Regions from separate parts of the Homo sapiens genome. Here region 1 is linked to region 2. The links are chromatin loops, found by intact Hi-C in ENCODE. Cell type or tissue: chondrocyte. All regions are shown on one strand. Links, peaks and the distances in the headings refer to the core of each region. The heading gives the core; the rest is flanking DNA. Region 1 overlaps SUGCT (succinyl-CoA:glutarate-CoA transferase). Region 2 overlaps INHBA (inhibin subunit beta A).

Evidence for each region. Hi-C counts contacts between places; a loop is a spot of excess contacts. Peaks named below come from ENCODE experiments on the same cell type or tissue, not always from the same donor. Only the 100,000 strongest peaks of a DNase experiment are listed, where the experiment ranks them.
Region 1: it touches region 2 in a loop (6-fold over the local background); 2 of 110 quality-filtered maps call a loop at or near these places.

What each region holds. Positions count from the first base shown.
Region 1 is chr7:40,713,578-40,716,489 of GRCh38, forward strand. All of the region lies in intron 12 of SUGCT (succinyl-CoA:glutarate-CoA transferase), which reads left to right. LOC105375243 (a long non-coding RNA gene) reads right to left here. Exons shown (of 3, transcript XR_927193.3): 1 at 1-2,912. Among named protein-coding and RNA genes, the nearest start is that of SUGCT-AS1, 170 kb to the left of the region's middle. In chondrocyte, for the core only: no CTCF peak of the experiment used is centred there; no DNase peak of the experiment used is centred there.
Region 2 is chr7:41,699,606-41,702,517 of GRCh38, forward strand. It overlaps INHBA (inhibin subunit beta A), which reads right to left. Exons shown (of 3, transcript NM_002192.4): 2 at 382-912. The coding sequence starts at 769. The region is part of intron 1 of INHBA-AS1 (INHBA antisense RNA 1); the gene reads left to right. Among named protein-coding and RNA genes, the nearest start is that of INHBA, 2.0 kb to the right of the region's middle. In chondrocyte, for the core only: no CTCF peak of the experiment used is centred there; no DNase peak of the experiment used is centred there.

The sequences.
Region 1 (2,912 bases), core at 139-2,638, 990 kb before region 2:
AGTCCTACCAAGGCATTCTAGAATCACAGCCACCTGTAAATTTGTGTTTAACCTTTGGGCCTTAACCACAACAGAGGTGGATGTAATTCCATCTTCATATTCTGTAGCATGTGCAAATCCTTCTCTGCACTTACACATCTAGCTGTGGTCAATTTGAGTGTTTGTCTGGGAATTATCAGTTGTGTAGAAAATTGTTTGGATTATTCCTTCTGTTTCTCTCCAGTCCCTACCCTCTCCTGTCCCTCTCCCAATGCTCCCCATCACATCATGCATAAACTTTTCTCCATATTCTCTTAACCCTTTTGGAAAAGAGGCATTTTAACCACATTAGGGGACATCATTTGGTATCTAACTTCCATTTCCCATGTAGAAAACCATCTGAAGTTATTAAATTAAGAAACATTTTAAACTTTATGTCAGTTTCCATGAGAACATTAATTAGCTAATATTAATCATTGAAAACAAAACAAGGCCGGGTGCAGTGGCTCATGCCTGTAATCCCAGCACTTTGGGAGGCCAAGGCAGGAGGATCACTTGAGGTTAGGAGCCTGAGACCAGCCTGCCCAACATGATGAAACCCTGTCTCTACTAAAAATACAAAAATTAGCCAGGTGTGTTGGTGAGCGCCTGTAATCTCAGCTACTTGGGAGGCTGAGGCAGGAGAATTGCTTGAACTCAGGAGGCGGGTTGCATTTAGCAGAGATTGTGCCTCTGCGTTCTAGCCTGGGGGACAGAGCCAGACTCTCTCAAAAAAACAAACAAAAAAAGAAAACAAATCAAAAAAATAGAAACAAAAGGAACATAACTACTCATCCCCCACCCAAATTCAAAAGATTCTCTGAGATTTGTCATATACTTATTTAAGTGTCCCTAAAAAGAGAGCTATGGTTCTGCTGTAGTTTCTGTTTAAATCTCCTAGTTTTGCCTGAAGCCATGAAGTTAACCTCAGAGCAGAGCCTCTCTCCAGCCCTTACTCCCCAAATGAAAACCATGTGCTTGTGTGGGTTTTATTTGTTTTTCTTTTTTAAGATCTTCTCCATTATTTAAGGAAATTATTACATAACTGCATAGGTCTTCAATAATAGAGTTCACACTGGCTTTTATCAATTAAGTCACAAATAGTTTTTCTCAGAAGCAAATTTAACTCTAGACATTTTTAAAGCTGATTGTAATACCCTGGAAAAGCTAGAAACTTCTTGCATGCTAGCCAAGTCAAACTGTACAAGAGAATACATGGAAATAATATGTGGATGAAACAATAATACTTGCACAGTTCCTAGCCATACTTTTCTCCTTCCGTGAAGGCAATTAATCAGTCTAAACTCCCACACTGGGTAGTGCCACTTCTGACCCTGTTTAAATGTAGAAATATGTAATTCATACTGAAGTTCTATCATGTTCCTAAAACTCAGCGGCAAATCACAGGTCAGTACACAGAGTGAATGTGGCTTCTCTGCCTTCCACTTGCCAGGAGTTAAGGTTGTGTATGGAAAAAAAAAATTGTAAGGGTGTGACTTGGATTATAAAAATCACACTTTTAATTCCACTGAAACATAAAAAAAAATAAACTCTCTCCTTTGTTCTTAAAATAGACCAAATTTGTACAGATAGGGCATTCTTGAACGATCTATTCATTTCAGTTACACAACAGGGAATGAGCAGTTATGGTCAGTGCAGCAAACACAGCAAAGGTATTGATGCGGGGTGGGATGGGAAGTTTTGCTGCTGTGACCTCATCTATACAATTGCAGAAGAACATCTAGCCTGCCTCCGCTGTCTTCTTAAAGTCCCATCTCCTGTTCCCTGGCATCCAATCCCATCTCCCTCCCTTCAGGAACCCAGTGTCTTCCACTACAGGATGGAAGGAATGTCACCCAAAGCATGCTCCATCCATCAGTTGCCCTCATTTTCCATAAAACAAACAAACAAAAGAGCTCAATGTGTCTAAAACTGAGCTTACCTTTGCCCCCCCTCATGTGTTTTCTATCTCAGTGGATGGGCACGAGCATCTACCAAACATAAAAGCTACAAAAGGAAGAATCATCCCAGACTTCTCCCTGTCTTTACCTGCATATTCAATCAGTTGCTGAGTCCGGATTCCACCTCCTCTTCCTATCTTCTGATTCCTTTTCTGTTTTCCCAGACTTGTCTTTTGACATCCTCCCTCACATCTCCTGCCATATGCTTGTTAAGCTGTTCCCAGTCCCTGTACCCCCAACTCTGTATCAGCCAAGTGATTCTTCACATACCACTTTCCTGTGGTTTTTCGCCCTCCCCTGTTTCCTCTTGGACCATAGTTTTCTTCTTTGTTCTCCTGTTGCACCCTCCTCTCCATCAGGAAAGTAAGGATTGCATTTTGTAGCGCTTGTTATTGACTTATCTTTCTTCCTCACTAGCTGGCGTTCTGAAGTCAGAGACATTTTCCTATTTCTCTCCTGTCTTTAGTGCTAAGCACAGACAAGCCGCTTATTAAGTGGTAGGTGAGTGTATTGCTGGATTTGGGCATTATAAGAGGAACTTGTGAACTCAATTGATGAGCTGGGTGGGGAACATGTTCCTGACTTTAACATATTGCTTGACCCTGGTGAGCTGCCAGTAAATTCCTGTGGAATTCTGTTGAATACTGAAGCAGGGAGGTTTTCCTGCCCTGCACAATCCTCCTTCCTCCCTGATTCCATCAGGTCAGAAGAGTGGTCATCAGCAGTGAAGAAATACTAGGTTTCAATTTGCTGGATCCTATTACATATAATGTGACTGAGCAGTAATAAGTCAGGGAGCCCAAATGGCTGATTGATGTTTAACCTGTACAACTGTCATCTCTGCAGAAGGTCCAAACAGTTACTTCAAAACTTTAACTCATTCCAAAGTCTACTTCTGTTTAACAAATTTAATTAATGAATCAATGGTTATCT
Region 2 (2,912 bases), core at 263-2,762:
CCTAGCACCCGAAAATGCCGCGGCTTTCCTCCGGCTGCTCAGATCTGGTTTCACAGGCAGGGCAAGGCAGCCCCTCACAGTCTGCCTTCCAGCTCAACATTGGCCCCGAGCTTCCTCTCTGTGTGACCCGCTGGGTTTAGTAAGTGTAAGCCAGTCATCTCCAGGCAGAGCTCGACCGAGAATTCCTTTTCTGTAAAGTCCTCTCCCCCTCCCCTGCCTGCCCTCCGTCGGCTAGTCCGCTACCATCACCTAATAACTAATAACCTTCCCAGGCAGTTTCCAGCTGAAGGGAAAAGAAGTTCCTCCTGGGACTGTCAAAGAAATATATTTTACCCTCCCACCCCCCACCCCTCCCCACCCCCTGCCAATGCCAGCACCAACCTGACTCGGCAAACGTGATGATCTCCGAGGTCTGCTCCATAAGTTCATTCATTTCTGCCCTCCTTCCAATGTCATCCTCTATCTCCACATACCCGTTCTCCCCGACTTTGCCCACATGAAGCTTTCTGATCGCGTTCAGAAGCGCCGCCTTGGGTACCGGCTGGGTGACATCGGGTCTCTTCTTCAAGTGCAGCATGTTTAAAATGTGCTTCTTGACGGCCTCCACCATCTCTGGCTGAGAGTTGGGTACATCCTTTGGGAGGGCGGCCAGCGCACAGGACGGACAGTCGGGGGCCGCGCTGTGCCCCTCGGATCCTGGGGTGGGGGAACTCCTCACTATAATCCAGCAACTTGCCAACAGAAATCCTCTCAGCCAAAGCAAGGGCATCCTGGCAGCAAAAGTTGTTGTGATTGCCTTTTTAAAAGGCCCTGCTTTTCCTCCCCCCTCACGCGCAGGTTTTTTTGTGTGTGTGGATTTTTTTATTTTTTTTTTTGGTGTTTTTTTTTTCCTTCTCCTCTTCAGCAAATTCTCTGGAACAAGAACAAAAAGTTTTCTGTGAAGTTTTGTTTGCAGGTTCCTCTCTGAATGCAGTCAGTGCTGTAGGTTTGTGGCTGTCAGGGAGGAGAGTTCTGACTGTCTCCGAGTAAGAGAGAAGGAAGGAGGGAGGGAGGGAGGGAGACAGGGAGGGAGGGAGAGACAGGGTGGCGGGGAGACAGACAGAGACAGAGAGAGAGGATGGGAGGGAGACAGAGACAGAGAGAGAGGAGAGAGGGGGAGAGAAGAGAGAGGGAAAGAAGGGGGAGAGAGAGGGAGAGAGGGAGGGAAGGGAGGGGGAGAGGGAGAGAGGGAAAGGAAGAGAGAGAGAGAGAGAGAGAGAGAGAGAGAGAGAGAAAGGATTGGCCCTAAGTAAGTGAGTGAATGGAGAGGGAGGGAGTTTGCTGTGAGTAGGGCTGTGATTAGGGAGGGAGGGACAGCCCGTTTTCTGACAGGCTGCTCTCCTTCTGCTCTTAGCTTCCTCACAGACACCTCTCTTCAAATATCACCATTTTCGGGGGTTCTACTTTCTCTTCTAAAATAAATTATCCTAATTTTGTTCACTATTTTTTTTTCTTTCTCTGCCCAGTCTCCTGGTTTCACCTTCTTCCTTTTTTGGAGGGGAGAAAAGAAACCCCAAACAAACACAGTGTCTCAATCAATAGGGATGAATTGATTGAAAAAGTGTTCCCACCGCCCCTCCACCCAGCCAAGCCACAGCCCTAGGTGGTAGAACGCCCACCTGGCCACGTGGTGGGGCAGAGGGTGCAGGGAGGTCCAGTGGACAGGTAGTGGAGGTCAGGGAAGAGGGACTCAGGGGTAACAGAGGATTGTTCTGGCCTGATGGGATCCAGGGGAGATGGTCCTTTCCCCCAATTCATTCATATTTAAATGTTCAGGTCATCAACACTGGCAGGCAATCTGAGGAGAGCGCAATGGAACTTTTGTTTGGGGTCATATAATACACTCCACTCTTCCCAACTGTGAAATGCAGCAGGGCACTGAAGGACCAGAGGGCAGGCAGCCTGTCACAAGCCCAAGTTCCAGAAGCGCTTTCTCCCCGTCGCGTTCAGCTGCCCCCTTCTGCCGGGGACCCACTCACTCTCACACATTACAGCCTACCACCACTCGCCGGACTTCACAGATAAAATGCAAAATTCTCTTGGCCTTTCCCACATCCTTTTATAAAAAGAGTGCACTCGTATGACTTGAATAACTGGTCCTATGGGAAAAGACTCTCTAAAATATATTGGCAAATTATTTTTCTCTGTCATGTGGTAGTTTTTTCAGCTTGCCCCAAGCCTGTCCCGACCAGTGCATTCATAGACAGCCTCCTTGACTGCTTCTTTTTCCCTCAAAGGAACAGTGCAGATGAAATCATCATGGATTTTAGTGTGCACAGAAAAAGAAAAATGTGAATTTTTTAACAATGCCTTTCTAAGGCTTAAAAAAAATTCTTCCCCCTCCCCTCTTTTTCATTTTCTGTCTTATTGCTTTTATCTTGCAGAAGAATCTTTAAGGGGTCCATCTGTTAAAGCGTTCCTTCCCTCTCGGTTTCTTTCCCACACATAAGCCCTCTTGGTTTCTGAAGATACACTCAGCTTATATCTGACACCTAGTGTGTTCATAGCATTACAGTCAAGCAATGCAGTTTAGGTGGAAAGAGTTAATAAATATCATTACTACAAGATAAGATCTGAGTGCAAGGGGAAGAGGGCAAGAAAATTGTGACACTAAGTTATAATTACAGTTTGCACAGGTTAACAATGCTTTCTGAATTATATATACTGTCCCCTTTTCCAAAACAACTATTTGTAAGACTTTTTCTGTTACAAGTAACCTAACACCTTTGGGGTTTCAGCTCCAGAAACATCAATTACTCCACCATTATTGTTAAAACTTTGTCAACATTGCCTAAAAAGCCTCATATTTTTTACGGGGATGGTGAAAGAGAATGGGGGAGGCAGGGGACATTTGTGTTACAATGGTTTTATAA